3 separate regions of the Homo sapiens genome follow, and all the other regions are linked to region 1. Evidence: chromatin contacts called from ENCODE Hi-C or POLR2A ChIA-PET data. All regions are on one chromosome and are shown on one strand. The core of a region is the stretch at or near the end of the contact, and the rest is flanking DNA. Distances in the headings are between cores, read along the strand shown.

The links. A loop is a pair of places that touch in the nucleus more often than their neighbours do. ChIA-PET counts read pairs that join two places held with the same protein, here RNA polymerase II (POLR2A). Pooled maps may share reads with other maps.
Region 2: a loop to region 1 is called in a pooled map, with 9 times the contacts of the local background. The contact joins the enhancer-like site here to the promoter of PIM3 in region 1. A Hi-C loop is called at or near these places in 3 of 168 maps with a recorded cell type or tissue (B cell, endothelial cell of umbilical vein and gastrocnemius medialis), 3 of 37 single-sample maps with no recorded cell type and 13 of 50 pooled maps. POLR2A ChIA-PET finds 5 or more read pairs at or near these places in 4 of 52 experiments (PC-9, Panc1, WTC11 and 1 more).
Region 3: a map of sigmoid colon shows a loop between it and region 1 (2.3-fold over the local background). The contact joins the promoter of BRD1 here to the promoter of PIM3 in region 1. A Hi-C loop is called at or near these places in 3 of 168 maps with a recorded cell type or tissue (CD4-positive, alpha-beta memory T cell, naive thymus-derived CD4-positive, alpha-beta T cell and sigmoid colon), 6 of 37 single-sample maps with no recorded cell type and 17 of 50 pooled maps. POLR2A ChIA-PET finds 5 or more read pairs at or near these places in 6 of 52 experiments (CD4-positive, alpha-beta T cell, CD4-positive, alpha-beta memory T cell, GM12878 and 3 more).

The regions. Positions count from the first base shown.
Region 1 is chr22:49,958,448-49,963,119 of GRCh38, reverse strand. It overlaps PIM3 (Pim-3 proto-oncogene, serine/threonine kinase), which reads right to left and starts at 2,348. Exons shown (of 6, transcript NM_001001852.4): 1 at 2,088-2,348; 2 at 1,886-1,995; 3 at 1,752-1,802; 4 at 1,309-1,678; 5 at 255-431; 6 at 1-180. The coding sequence starts at 2,172. MIR6821 (microRNA 6821) reads right to left here and starts at 254; the gene lies at 181-254. RefSeq lists silencers at 1,136-1,185, 1,826-1,875, 2,016-2,165, 2,216-2,855, 2,896-3,175 and 2 more.
Region 2 is chr22:49,765,977-49,770,648 of GRCh38, reverse strand. No RefSeq gene overlaps it. Among named protein-coding and RNA genes, the nearest start is that of BRD1, 60 kb to the left of the region's middle. Within about 2 kb of position 1,993, at least 5 of the 41 ENCODE cell types and tissues checked have a DNase peak (open chromatin) inside an H3K27ac peak, as active enhancers do.
Region 3 is chr22:49,825,182-49,829,853 of GRCh38, reverse strand. BRD1 (bromodomain containing 1) reads left to right here and starts at 1,981. Exons shown (of 13, transcript NM_001304808.3): 1 at 1,981-2,357. RefSeq lists silencers at 1,847-1,916, 2,647-2,816 and an enhancer at 3,317-3,516.

The DNA.
Region 1 (4,672 bases), core at 1,099-3,598:
TCTCGCTGCTGGACGTGGTGCTGGCCACGTCATCAGGGTCGAGGGTGCACAGCCGCAGGTCACAGCTCTCCGGGACGCCCCCGTCAGCCCCCAGCATCCAGGGATGGGCCGCAATCTGATCCAGCGACGGCCGCTCTGAGGGCCGCAGGGACAGGCACCACCGGATCAGCTGCTGGCACTCTGTGCGGAGCGGAGAGGTCAGGGAGGGCCCAAGCAGGGCGAGGCCCCCACCCCCGCCTCGAGCCACCACGCACCTGGAGAGACCCTCCTCCGGAAGAGCAGGCGGCCTCGGAGGATCTCCTCGTCCTGCTCGAAGGGGATGTCCCCACACACCATATCGTAGAGAAGCACGCCCAGCGACCACACGGTGGCCGAGCGCCCGTGGTAGCGGTGGTAGCGGATCCACTCCGGGGGGCTGTACACTCGGGTGCCTAAGGGGACACAGGGCTTAGCACGCCCACCACAGAGGCAGAGCCGCTCAACAGACGGCGAGGTCCCTGCTGGTTAACTCCCTGGCCTCAGTAACAGGAAGCAGAGCCAGGCCTCAAAATCCTGCTCGTCATCACCCTGGAAAAACCCCGGCAGGCGATGGGGGGGCTGGGGGAGGGGCCGGCCGTCCCCCTCCGCCGGCCGCGGGGGAGGAGCAGGTCACATGAGTAAGAGCTCGGCTTTCACAACAAACAGATGCGCTGTGAGGCTACCTGGGTGGGGGGGGGACAGCGCGGGTCCCTTACCGCCCGGCGCGCCTGCCTGCGGGAACGGGGGGAGGGGAGAGAGGGAGGGAGGAGGGAGGGGCGGGCGGGGAGCCCCGGCTTCCCCAAGCTCCGCAATGCGGGGATTTCTGCCGCCGCGCCCCCGCGCTCCGCACGCACGCAGCTCCCGCCCCCACGCAGGGGAGGCCCCGCCACTCCAACCGCGCCGCGGGGGCCTCCAGGCTCCCGGCGCAGACCCAGCCCGGCTGCGCCCTGCGTCACGCACGGAGACTCCTCCGCTACCGCCCCCAGCCGGGGGTCTCTCGGGCCGGAAGGATGTCACGCGCCTCCCACACCGGGGCAAGAGGCCCCGTACCCCCCAACGCGATGGAGGAAGCAATATTGAGCGCGCCCCTAGCCCCCACCCAGCACGATCCCGCTCTTGATCCCTCGCTCAGCCCTCCCCAGGGTAGCGCGTGGGCCTCTGCTCCCCACGAGAGCAGACCCAGGGCGCGCGGCCGCCCAACAGTCATCAGCCCCTCCATGTGCCGCCCCTGCAGGCGTTAACCCGCCGGCAAGGCCCCCGGAACGTTCCCTGCCCCGCGCCCGCGCTCACCGTCGAAGTCGGTGTAGACCGTGTCCTTGAGCAGCGCACCCGAACCGAAGTCGATGAGCTTGAGCTCTCCGGAGCGCAGGTCCACAAGCAGATTTTCGTCCTTAATGTCGCGGTGCACGACCCCGCAGCTGTGGCAGTGGCGCACGGCGGCCAGCACCTGCGCGAAGAAGCGGCGCGCCAGCGGCTCGTCCAGGGCGCCGCGCTCCGTGATAAAGTCGAAGAGGTCCTGCGCCGGCTCGGGCCGCTCCAGCACCAGCAGGAAGCCGTCGGGCCGCTCGAACCAGTCCAGCAGGCGGATGACGCCGCGCGCGCCGCCCGCCGCGCCCACCTTGCGCAGCAGCACCACCTCCAGGGGCACGGTCGCGCCGCCCTGGGGGACACGGCGGTCAGCAAAAGCCCCGCGCCCGCCCCCCGCCGCCGCCGCCGCCCGTGCCCCAACTTACCAGGCTGCCCCACTCGGTCACCCGCTCCTTCACCACGTGCTTCACAGCCACCTGCGGAGACGCGGGGGTCAGGCCGGGCCAAGCGAGGCGCAAGGCGCGCGAGAAACCCGGGCCCGCCCGGCGGTCCGACTCACCGGGAGCCCGTCGGCGATGCGGCTACCCGCGTAGACCGTGCCGAAGCCGCCGCTACCCAGCACGGCGCCCACCTGGTACGCCTTCTCGAAGCTCTCCTTGTCCGCCTTGGCTGCAGGGAGGCGCGGGCGGGGTTGGTGCGGCCCGGGGCGCCCCCGGTCCCCGCCCTGGCCCCGGCCCCGGCCCCGCCGGCCCCGCGCGTACCTGGCTGCAGGATCTTCACCGGGAGGTGGTCCACGCCGCCGGGCCCGCAGAGGTGCGCCAGGGAGCCGAACTTGGAGAGCAGCATCGCGGGCGACGGCCTCCCCGGAGCCCCGAGCCCCAGGCGCCGAAGCCGCGGCCGATCCGGGCGAGCGGCGCGCCGGGGACACCGGCCGTCCGAGCCCGAGGCGGTCCGCGCGGCGCAGTGGGCCCGGAAGGCCCGCGGGGACCGCGTAGACGCGCAGCAGGCGGAGCGCCTCACCCGCCCCGGCCGCCTCGCCCGGGGGTTTTGGGCCGCGGCGCCGCGTATCCCTCCGCGGGGGCGGGGCGAATCGGGACCCCGCCCCCTTCCGCCCGGGGCCCGCGAGGCGGCGGCGGCCGGGCGCTAGCTGGGGAGACGGCGGGGCAGCTTGGCGCCTGTCTTCGGGCGGGCGAGGGCCGGGTGCGGCGGGCGCGGGGCCGCTCCGGGACTCGTTTTCGTAGCGCAGCCGCGGAGGCGCACGGCGTGTCGCGTCGGTCCGCTCTCCGCGCTCACGCTCTCACTCCGCGCAGGCGCAGTGCCCGCGCGGGTGGCGGCCGTGGCGCCTCGGGCAGAACGAGGAGGGACTGCACGAGCCAATGGAAGCCGGAGTTTTTAAAGAAATCCGGCGCCCCAGCCAATGGCGGGGCGAGCCGTTTCCTGGCTCCGCCCCCAGCAGTGCCTAGGAAGGTCACCCGCCGGCCCCGAGCAGGGTTCCTGGGGGTGTGGGAGTGCGGGAGGCGACCTGCGCTTGTCCCGCGGCCTCGAGGTGACACACGCCGCCAGTCTGCGTCCCCGGCTGTCTGCGCATCCCGTCGCGCACGTGGCCGGGCGCGCGGGGAGGTAGCGCCGGCTCCTCTGGAAGCCCTCGCAGCGGCAGCGCCCCCAGCCTCGCAGCCCCGGCGGGGGCCGAGAGCGCACCTGGCTGGAGATGCTTCCTCCTCACCCTGGGCTCTGACCTCACGCCCGCAGCCCGAGGGCCCTCCCTGGTACCTCTGCCCTGCTGGCCGGTGCCTGGAGTGGCCCCGCCCGACTCCTGCCGTCTGACACGGTCCTGGCTGCCCTCCGGGCTCTCCAGCAGCTGCTGTCCACCTCCACCAGGGAGCCCACCTTGATTGCTGCGACAGCCGCACTCAAAGGCTGAACAGCCGGGGTACACATTGCCCTGGTCTGGACTTCACCCTGTCGTGCCCCTTCCCTGCTCTCTGTACAGAAGTCTGACTCACCTGTGTGGTTTGGTGCAAACCCACAGATTGCCAACATTGGTCCAAAGTCACCGGCCTGAGAGCAGCTCAGGGTTCCAGGACGTGAGTGGCCACCCGCCAGCCCCAGGGCTAGTGGGTTGAGAGTTGGGGGCCAGAGGGCCCAGGGGCTGGTCCTCTTGGCACTGCCAGGCGTTCTCAGTGGCCCTCAGGGGTCTAAATATTGTGGCAGACATCCCCGGGCGGTCTGGTGTGACCGTCAGCGCGCACACACACTTGCCTCGGAGCTTCCAGCCTCCCCTAAGTCTGACCTCTCATCTCTATACAGTCACCATCGCTGTCCCTGCGCTGACCACTCACACACCACTCCCCTGTTCAGCTCTTCTGAGGCTGTGGCTCTCGGGACTGGCCCAGGCCCACCTGCCATCTGGGCGCCCTCTGGGGCTCGCTTCGTCGCCCGCTGCCTGGGCCCATGCCTGTGCTCCTGGGGGCTCCTCTCTTGCCTAGCTCATCTCTTCCTGTCCCTTGGGTCCTGAGGATCAAAGCCAACGCGACATTGTTTGTCCCCAGGCCCCTCCCCCTCCAGCCGCTGCTTCCCAGAGCTCTGTCCAGTTCTCTCCCGCAGTACGAGGGCAGGGTTGGGGCTGGTGGGTTAGCCTTCCCCCACCCACCACGCACCCAGCACAGGGCTCCCCCGAGATCAGATCCCTGGTAGGATGACACCCCAAGCCTTCCCCTCCAGCAGTATCCACACAGCACCTGCGAAGGAGGAGGGGCTGCTGCCCATGTGGGTCCTCCCGGGGACCTACCTGAGGGTCCAGTGGGGCTGCCCTCTTCTGTGCTGGACACGCAGCAGAGGTGGGCAGAGATGCTGGAGAGCACGGTAGGTCTAGGGGGTGACCACTACAGTTGAGTTCATGTCAGTCTGGAGGGGCGAGGGTCCTCAGCCTGACATGTCAGGCTAGTCTTCCTTGAGTCTGACATGTCAGGCTCCAGGCCAGTCTTCCCTGAGTCATCCTGGCCGTAGAAGACCAGGCTCTGGCGGGCAGGCACCCCACCCTGGCTCTCCCTAGGCCCCGGGTCTTGCTCTGAAACCCTCAAGTGTCCCTTAACTAAGATCCAGGAGGACTTGCTCCTTCAGAAAGCACGGTGTGCCTGTCCTCCACGGCCCTCCTCCCGCTCACTCCAGGTGTGCTGGAGATTCCTCCAGGCCTCCAGATGGGATTCCTGCCACACAGGCCTCGGTGAAAGCCTCCGGAGGGCTCCTGCGTGGGGGTCCAGCAGCCTGGCCCTGGAGTGGAGGGCAGGGCAGGGCCAGAGGCAGCCCTTTCCCTAAAGTGTGACATCTTTGTAACCACGTCTGTCCA
Region 2 (4,672 bases), core at 744-3,243, 190 kb after region 1:
CTGGAGTCTACACGATGACTGGCTGGTGGGGTTCAGGCAGGGGGTTCAGGCAGGGGGCTCCGTATCCAGCGTGGGATCCTAGCTTCCCGCTCAGGTGTGTCCAGCTGGCCTCGTCCCCTGCACCCACTCCTCCTGGGTGCAGCTGCCCACCCAGCTGTGCAGGGTTGTTGCATGGAGTCCGGCTCGTCCTTCCCTAAAACCAGCACTGTTTGCTTGTGAAATTGGCTCAAAGTTGAGCTGCTCCTTCCTAGCTTGGGGCGTGAGCAGTTTGGGAAAGCCGATCTGTCTTTCCCATTTCTGAGGCTGTGGTGGGCCTTGTATGCAGGAGGACGGGCTGCTCGGAGAGGCTGGGATGATTCCAAAGTGTCCGTCAGTGTGTAATGCTGTGGACATTTTTGGGGGGTCCTCCTGGATAGTGTCGGAGTCCATTTTTCCGGGTCTCAAGCCCCTGCCAAGCTGCCGCCGAGCCCTGGGCTGGCCCCCGGACCACTCCTGTCCCTGGCCGGTTCTGTCACCGGCCGGGGAGTCCCTCTGGTTTGGGGAGGTTATTCCTGCCTGACTTCAGGGGAGGAGGAAACAGTCATGTGTCTGGCAGTGCGGGCAAGAAAGGGAGGGCAGAAACGTGAGGCTTAGGGAGCTGGGGGTTCAGCCAGGTGGGGAGAGCCCCTTAGTCACACGGGGAGAGGACAGGGGCTGCAGGGAGAATGCAGTGAGGAGCTGAGCCCCAGGTCCCCTTCGCTGTGGGTGGGCCCTGCCTTGGGCCACATGGGGGTGGCAGGAACCAGGGGCAGCAGGTAGGGAGTGAAGACCCTCAGTCAGACCCCCAGGAGGTCCAGCCCAAATCTGTGTTGCTCACTCCATCCCCTAGAGACCCACTCGGGCTCCAAATCCTTTGGGCCCAGGCTCTGAGCACCCAGGTTGTGCTTGGACTGCGAGCACAGGGGGTGGGAGGCCCTGCAGCCCCTTCCTACAGATGCGCCCCTCCCCTGAGGCTCTCTCAGGGTGGGGGTCCCCTCGGGTCTCGTCCCTGACCCCCCGGCCTGTCCCCATGCCCGGTCAGTGCTACCTCTGAGCCTCCTCTGTGCGCCATCACCATCTCCATCCCCACAGAGCCTCGGTCCAGCCCTGCGGTCTTGTGGACAGTGACCCCTGGCCTCACAGGCCCTGTCCTCTGGGTGCCCACTGCACTGAAGAAGTTGCTGGGGAGGAGCGAGGGGTGAGGGGCCCCACCTGATGGCCGAGCGCTCACCCCCAGGCTGGGCCGTGGCACTGAGTCCTGTGAGCATCTGGAGGAAGGGAGGTCGGTGGAGTACCACGGTGGCCCTCAGGGGCCTCCTCCCCCCTCCCCCAGTGCTCCCCCTTCTGAGGGATGGCTCTGAGAGGGACTCAGAGTGTCTTCCTGTCTACCTGGAGATGAGAGCCGGTCAGGCGGTGTCTGTGGCCGGAGCTGGAGGCTGTCAGAGTGTCTTCCTGTCCACCTGGAGATGACAGCCGGTCAGGCGGTGTCTGTGGCCAGAGCTGGAGGCTGTCATCCTGTTCCCTCTGCTGGGCTCACTTCAGGGCAGCAAGGCTTGGCTGGGCCGAAGGCCAGGCGCCGGGCAGCACAGCTGTTCCATCTCTGTGAGCTTCGAGGGCCTGTGGATGCCGGGGAGTGGGGGCTGGGAGCAATGTGCAAAGGCTGGAGGATCCCAAAAATGACCCCCACACCACAAGTAGGAGAGAAGGCCTCTGCTAGTTTACAAAAATCACATTGTTCTCATGGAAAGCAGAAGATTACGGCCAAATTCTATGCATATTTCAGTATAATGAGTGTCCAAAGTGAAGTGCCCAGAGGTCCCCCTGCCCCCCCACTCTCGGGACCTAGCCAAAGTCCCCCCTCCAGGGGGCATGGTGGGGTGCGTACTCCACTGTGTGAGTGGGGGCTTCTGGGAGCCCTGGGGCTGGGGCAGCCAGACTCAGCGACGCAGTAAGAAGCCTGGACTCCCTGGAGGGGGCCTGCACGTGAGCTTGGCCCTTGACCAGGCCGGCAACGGCTCTGCGGAGCTAGGACCCCTCCTGCGTGGATATTTCATGACATTAGCATTCACTTACAATGTCTGCTCACTGACTCTTAGTGCAGCTCTACCTCATCTCATTACAGTTTCTCCCGTTGCAAATGAAGCACATCTCTTGTTGATCTCTCGCCCCAGAGTTTTAACATCAGCTCAGCTGTGGGGACTCCCAGTCTGAAGCACCAAGACCCTCTACTTCCTCCCTGCCTCCTCTGACTCCCCACCCCATCCTGTCCTACAGGTGAGGACAGCCAGGTTCTGGGGCTCAGCAACCGGCCTCCCATGGCGCCCCCACGGGCGAGCCAGGTGGGGGGTGGGGAGTAGAGCCCAGGGTGGGTTAGCCAACCCCCACCTTGGAGGATCAATATGTGGCAAATGCACCCACACGTGGCGCCTGCTGGTTTATGGAGTTCACTTGTTATTATCACCTATAATTAAAAGCAAATGAAAAAAGAATTGAGGAGATGGCTAGTTCCAAGATGGCAGCATAGAAGCAAGCTGGCTTCACTCTTTGCCACAGAAAATCCAAAACAAATATTCAGCACCAAGATTATCTCCAGCAACATCCCAGAACTCAAATACGAGGATGAGACAGTCCCCAGGGCCACAGAGAAGTGAATAAACTCTGAGCAAGCAGTAAGAGAACTGGAATTCTATATCTATGATGTCCCTTCCCCCAGTCTACCTGCACCAAGTGTGGGCAAATCTCCCCTGACTCATGGCTTCTGCACTGGAAAAATGAGATCAAGGTGGACTACCAGCTTCCCAGTATCTTGGGCTCCCTGGCAGGAGACTTGTTCTGCTTCAACCCAAGGGAAGCATTCAGAATGCTTAAAGGAGAAATATCCCTGAGGCCAGCCAGAGACAAAGGGAAGAGGTGGGACTAGCATCTCCAGCTCTAAAAACTGCCCTGTAATGCAGCCAAAGGAGGCACCAAGTCAGGCTGTTCAGCTACATGGTAGGAGGCACAGTCCATAGGTTCCCTGGGCATGGACCGCCAGCCAGTCTTCCCACACTGCCGGGCTATCCCCTGTGGGACCTTCCCCATTTGGGACGGGAAGCCCCACTCTGATCCTTTATTGGAGCTGAGGAAAACCTGGACTTATGTTGCCCTCTAGTGCCGAAGAAGGAGGCAGCAACCTAGCAGAAAAAAAATTCAACAGGTACATGGCAAAGAGTCTCTAAGCAAACATACCCAGTAAAAACCAAAACAAGCCAGACAGAGAAGACTGGAATAAATAACTAATCCTTCAATGCAAAGACGCAGATGTGCATTCACAAGAAACAAGCAAACGGGGAACTGTGAACCACTCAAAGGGACAAAGCAAGGAACCAGTGACTAATGAGATGGCCACATGTGAGCCTCTGATCAAGAATCCAAAATAGCAGTTGTAGGGAAACTCAGCGATCTCCAAGATAACCCAGAAAATCAATTCAGAAACTTATCAGAGAATTTTAACAAAGATATTGAAATTAAAAAATCAAACAGAAATATTGGAAGTGAGAAAAACATCTGCTGAACTGGAAAATTGATAGAGGCTCTTAACAGCAGAATGGGTCAAGCAGAGGAAGGAATCAATGAGCTCAAAGACAGGCTATTGGAAAAGACACAGTCAGGGCCGGGCACGGTGGCTCATGCCTGTAATCCCAGCAGTTTGGGAGGCCGAGGTGGGTGGATCACGAGGTCAGGAGTTCAAGACCAGCCTGGCCAACATAATGAAACTCCATCTATATTAAAAATACAAAAATTAGCTGGGTGTGGTGGTGTGTGTCTGTGGTCCTGGCTATTTGGGAGGCTAAGTGGGGAGGAGCACCTGAGCCCAGGAGGTCGAGGCTGCAGGTAGCCACGATTGTACCGCTGCACTCCAGCCTGTGTGACAGAGCAAGTCCCTGTCTCTTTGTATCTATCTATCTATCTACATAGATAGATAGATAAAGAGATACACTTTACATATATAAAGATAGAAAGACTTCAAGTAAACAACCTAACAGTGCACCTCGAAGAAACTGAAAAGCAAGAATGAGCCAAACCCCAAATTAATAGAAGGAAGGAAATAATAAAGATCAGAATAGAACTAAACAAAATAGAGACTAGAAAACAATACAAAGAATCAACAAAACAAAAGGTTAGTTTTTTGAAAAGATAAACAAAATTGACCAATCTTTAATTAGACTAAAAAAAAAAAATGCATGACCTTGTAGAGGTCGGGGCCACCTGCCCACACCTGCCCGAGGAGGCTGTGCCAGCCTCCCACTCTGGCTCCTGGGGGATGCGCGGCACTCTTGCTTTGACGTCCGTTTGGCCACAGGGCTGGTCAGCGGGGCTGGAAGGCACCTGTCCAGCAGCCCGGTTGGTTTGGTTCCCGTGCCCGCTATGGACTCAGGTCCAGCTCTCTCCTGAGGGCCTGGGGTCCCCATGCACCCTGCCCTGGGTGTGCTGCTGTGGGGGTGGCTGCAGGCCCCAGGCCCACTGGGCTCCTCCCCATCCCGCTCCCATCTGACTTGGCTGACCCGGGTGGCCATTTCCTCCCAACCCTGCCTCAGGTGCAGCTGCTACAGGCCCACCTGCAGTGGGGCGGCCTCCCTCCCCACAGGGGCCACCAGCCCGGGCTCAGGTGCAG
Region 3 (4,672 bases), core at 732-3,231, 130 kb after region 1:
TCTCTTAGTATTTTGGCAACCCCTCCTCTGTAGGATGAGTCTGAATTCTAAAGAAGATCCTCTCCGAAGGCCTTCCTGAGTATCCCTGTGACATGCCTACGTTCGAGGCTTTGTTCTTCACTCCTCTGAGCATCACCTGCATTGTCTGAGAGGCCACTGTCCCCGTCTCCTCTTCTGTGAAGGGTTTCGTGTCTTTTCATCTTCTCTTTCATGAGACTGTGTCTTACTTTTGCTCTGTGTTGTGGAGAACCTCCAGCTTGGTTTCCATCTGGCTTCCCTGAGGTGGAGGAGAGAAGCGTTCGGGCTCAGCTTGCTTGTTTGGCCACAGGTAAACAGACATCTGTAGAATGGAGGTGACACGAAGCTCCTGGGTCTGGTGCAGAAGAGGTCAGGGCCCCAGTGGCCTGTACCCCCTAAGCTCAAGGGTGTGTCTGCAGGGAGTCCTAGATCAGGACTGACCACTGGGGCCTTGGCTGGGGTCCTACCTGCCCTTGAGTCGTCACGTCACAACCCACACACTGGGTGCCATGGGCATGAGGACTGGCCAGGAAAAGGCCTGTGGGGCCTGGCCCCTATCAGGGACACTTGGGCGAACAAGGCCACCCCACTCCCAATAAGGTGTTTGGTGCAGTGCCCCGAGCAGTGGGGCCGCTCGGCTGCCCCCGTGGGGACGGTCTGTCCCAGGGTGGACAGCTGCTCTTCCTGAGGGGCCTGCCTGGATGCCACAGGCTGTGCTGCTGGAACCCAGGGATTCCACAGCACCATCGTCCTGATCACAAATTCTCAAGGAAACCAAGGAGCTCCTGCCTCACCTTAAAACATTTGGGATTTAATCTTGGAGTGAAAATTGTTATGACCCCACTGAATTTTAGAGTTTACACAAAAGGCCAAAGTGAAGGCAGAGACTCAGGCCTCTCAACTCCCACCCGCAGGGGCCTTTTCTTGCAACCTTAAAGGGCATCTGCTTCACGCCGGCCTCGGCAGGGCCCTCACACTGGCAGGACTACTTGCACACCGGGCCTGACACTCACTAGGGGAGGCTCCCCAGCCCGGCTGCACCACCCACCTCTACCTAGTCGCGTGTCCCGGCCAGTGCCCTTTCCACTCCCACCCAGTGCCCCCGCAGGGCCCCCTCTGTCCTCTTAGGGACCTCCACTCCCGGACCAATAGCCTCCTGCCTCAGGGCCCCCCACTCATGGGCCAATCGCCCCCTGCCTCAGGCCTCCCCCCACTCGTGGGCCAATCGCCCCCTGCCTCAGGCCCCCACCAACTCGTGGGCCAATCGCCCCCTGCCTCAGGGCCCCCCATTCCTGGGCCAATGGCCTTCTGCCTCAGGGACTCCCACTCTCAGCTGGTCCCCCCCGCCTCAGGGACCCCCACTCCTGGCCGTTCCCCCGTCAGGGCCCCCGACTGGCGGCTGCTCCCCCATCCTGCCTCGGGGCCCCCCACTCCCGGGCCAATGTCCTTCTGCCTCAGGTACCCCCACTCCCGGCCCGTCCCCCCGCCTGTGGGCCCCCCACTCCAGGCCGGTGGTAGCCCCTGCCTCAGAGCCGCCCACTCCTGGGCCATCTCCTGCCTCAGCGACCCCACTCCTGGGCCAATGCCCTTCTGCCTCAGGGACCCCCACTCCCAGCCGGTACCCCCCTGCTTCAAAGCCCCCGACTCCCGGCTGCTCCCCACCTGCCTCGGGGCCCCCCACTCCTAGGCCTACGTCCCCCTGCCTCAGGGCCCCTCATTCTCCATCCTCCTGACCCCCTCAGGGACCTTCTGGCCCGGTCCTCCCTAACTCAAGGGCCCCCACTCTCCATCCTCCCGACCCCCCACTCCCAGCCCGGTCCCCGCCGCCTCAGGGCCCCCTTTGGCCCCCGCTCCTCGCGGCGCCCCCTCCCCCGCGCGCGGCCGAGGCAGCGGAGTCCGCGCGTCATGGCGGCGGCGGGCGGGGCGCGTCTCGCACGCAGCGCGCCGGGCGGAGCGCTCGCCGCATTGTTTGCTTCGCTGGGGAGCGAGCGAGCGACCCGGCCCTGGAGTCCGAGCCAGCCCCGCGTCCCGCGCCCGCCGCCCGCCGCCCGCTCCCGCGCCCGCGCCCGCGCCCGCCGGCCGGGCCCCCCGAGCCGGGCCTCCAGCTGGGCCCCGAGCCCGAGCCCGCGCCGCGCGAGCCGCTGCCCGAGAGTCCGCGGCCGCCGCTGCCGGGCCCGGAGCCGCCGCGGCCGAGAGGGGCCCGCGCCCAGGAGCGGCGGCGGGGCCCGGCCTGCGCGGCCGTTGGCGGAGGAGCCGCGGGCGCCATTAGCACCGCCTCGGCCGCGCCGGCCCCCGCGCCCGCCCGCTTGCCGGGCTCCCGCGGCCGCGGCGCCCCGAAGGTGAGTGGGCGGGGGCCTGGCCGGGGAGGCCTCCCCGCCGCCTCGCGGGCCGCCCGGCCGCCGCCGCCGCCTCGGCCCGGCCTCTCGGGGTTGTGGTGCCGACGCCATGTTTGGCGGCGGCGGCGGCGGCGGCGGCTCCGCATTGTCTGCGGGCCGGGAGCCCGGGATGCCGGGGAGGCCGGGCGGGGAGACCGGGGAGGTCGGGCCGGGCGGCCGGGGAGACGGGCGGGAAGACGGGGAGGCCGGGCGGGGAGACCGGGTAGGTCAGGCCGGGGAGTCGAGGGAGGCCGAGTCGGGCTGTGGGTCTCGGCGGCCTGGGCCGCGGGCGCCTGCCCGGAGTCCGCGCTCGAGTCGGGTCGGGCCTCGGGCAGCCGCCGAGCCGGCCGGGCCGCCCCTTATGTAACAGACAGGCCCGCCGAGCTCTGCCAAGACGGGAACTCCCTGTGAGCAGGGACGCGCCCCGAGATCGCCCAGGAGCCGCGCGGCCTGCGGCGGCCGGGCTTGGGAACCGGCACCGCGGCCTCCCCGGGCGTTTGCAGGGAGACGCCTCGCGACGAACGCGAGGCTTCCCCGGGCCTTTTAAAACGAGTGACACGATTGAGGCGCAGTTCACGGGAAACGCGGCTCTTGTGAGCGGACGCGGGAGTTCTGAGAATCCGTAGCAGCGGGACCCCCTGCCCCGCGGGGTGCGGCCCCGTCTCCCCAGAAAGCGCGGCCGCCCGTGTCTGTTTTTGAGGGTCTGTCGCCAGGTGGTTGTGTAGTTAGTGGAATCGGCGGATGTTTTTGTTTGGCCGGCCCAGCGCCGTCCCGAGTGCTGTGTGCTGCACACAACTTCGCACAGCTCAGCGGCCGCGGCCCCTGTGGCCTTGACCGAGAGGCCCGGCGCGTGGCCGGCTTCTCCCTGGGCGGGCGGTGGGAAGATGGAAGCGGCCGTCTTGTGGGCAGCCTTCCCCGCCTGTGGCCCGCAGGGCTCTTCGATGTACTTAAGGGAATTATTCCTTGAGAAGCTACGTGTGTGCCCCCGCGGATCCCTCCCAGTGGAAATGCTTGTCCCAGTGGAAGGGCCAGGGACAGAACCGGCCCAGGGGGGAAGCGGTGAAGCAGAGGAGGTCGTGGGTCGCCCTGCCCTGCTGAGGGCCTACTTTCCCCGGGTCCCAGTTGCATGTTGAGGGTATGGAGCTGCTGTGGCCGTGAAGCCTTCGGTTCAGTTCTCCCCTTGTAGAAAGTGTTGCGATGAAGAGCTTCACGGCTCCCTGGGAGAGAGTGGGTTTCCAGGGGCTGCTTGTCGTTAGGGCGACTCAGGACTTTGCTGTCGAGGGGAAAATGACAGGTTCGTTTCTGATCTGGTGAGTAACCAACTGTTGCTTCTGCCCCACCTCAGTAATGACGCGTGTCGGCGTCCCGGGTGCACTAGGGTCGCTCTCTGCAGGCTGTGGTGTCACCTCTGCAGGGCTCACGGGGCCGGCTGGGGGGTGGCTGTGCTGACAGCTCCCCAGGAATCCAGGGTTGAGTGGGTACCTGGAGGCCCTGGAGATGCAGGGGGTCTGAGGTTTGGCCGACCACATTTTCTCTCCTATTCCTTTCTGTAGGTAATTGCAATCTAGTTTCAACATACAATGAGGATTTCTGTCTGATACAGAGAAAGATACCCAGTGTCTGGAGGGTCTGTCTTAAGAAGTGCTCTTGAAGTCTGCTGGGATTTCCTTTCGGGACTCACAGAGGGAAGCCTGCTCCCTGAGGGCTTTTTCTCAGGCCCAATAGATCAGGGTAAGGCTGCTGTGGGTGCCCCTGATCCCCCTGGGCCCCGAGGCCAGGCGTCCCTGACGTGGCAGGGCTAGATGCAGAGTATGCCTTGGGCTTCAGCTGAGAATATTTGTTTTGCGAGTCAGTCACTGAAAAATCATTTTGCTTCCTGTCAGTGAAGTGTGGCGCTTTGGAGGGAGGCACTGCCCAGCAGGCGGTGGTCTTCACAGGAGGTGTCCACACACCAGGCACCCTGGGGACAGCTAGGAATAGACGCAGTCCGTGGTGTTGGGACAGCAGAGGCCTCTGCCACGAGGAGCTGGAGGTATGGGAGGCAGCTCACTGGTTTTGCCTACCTCTGGAAAAGCAGATTCTCCTAAGCCTCTGTGGCCAAGTCTTCAGGCACCTGAGCCAGCGCTGGCGACCCTCCTGGTGAGGGTCTCTGCAAGCAGCGAGGGGTTCCTGGGGGTCACCCCTCGCTGTGGAGCCTGAGTGGAGCGTCTGCCTTCACGTGTGCCGGGGAGAACAGAGATTCCCTTTGGCGTCATGCATGTGTCTGGATTCTCTCAGAA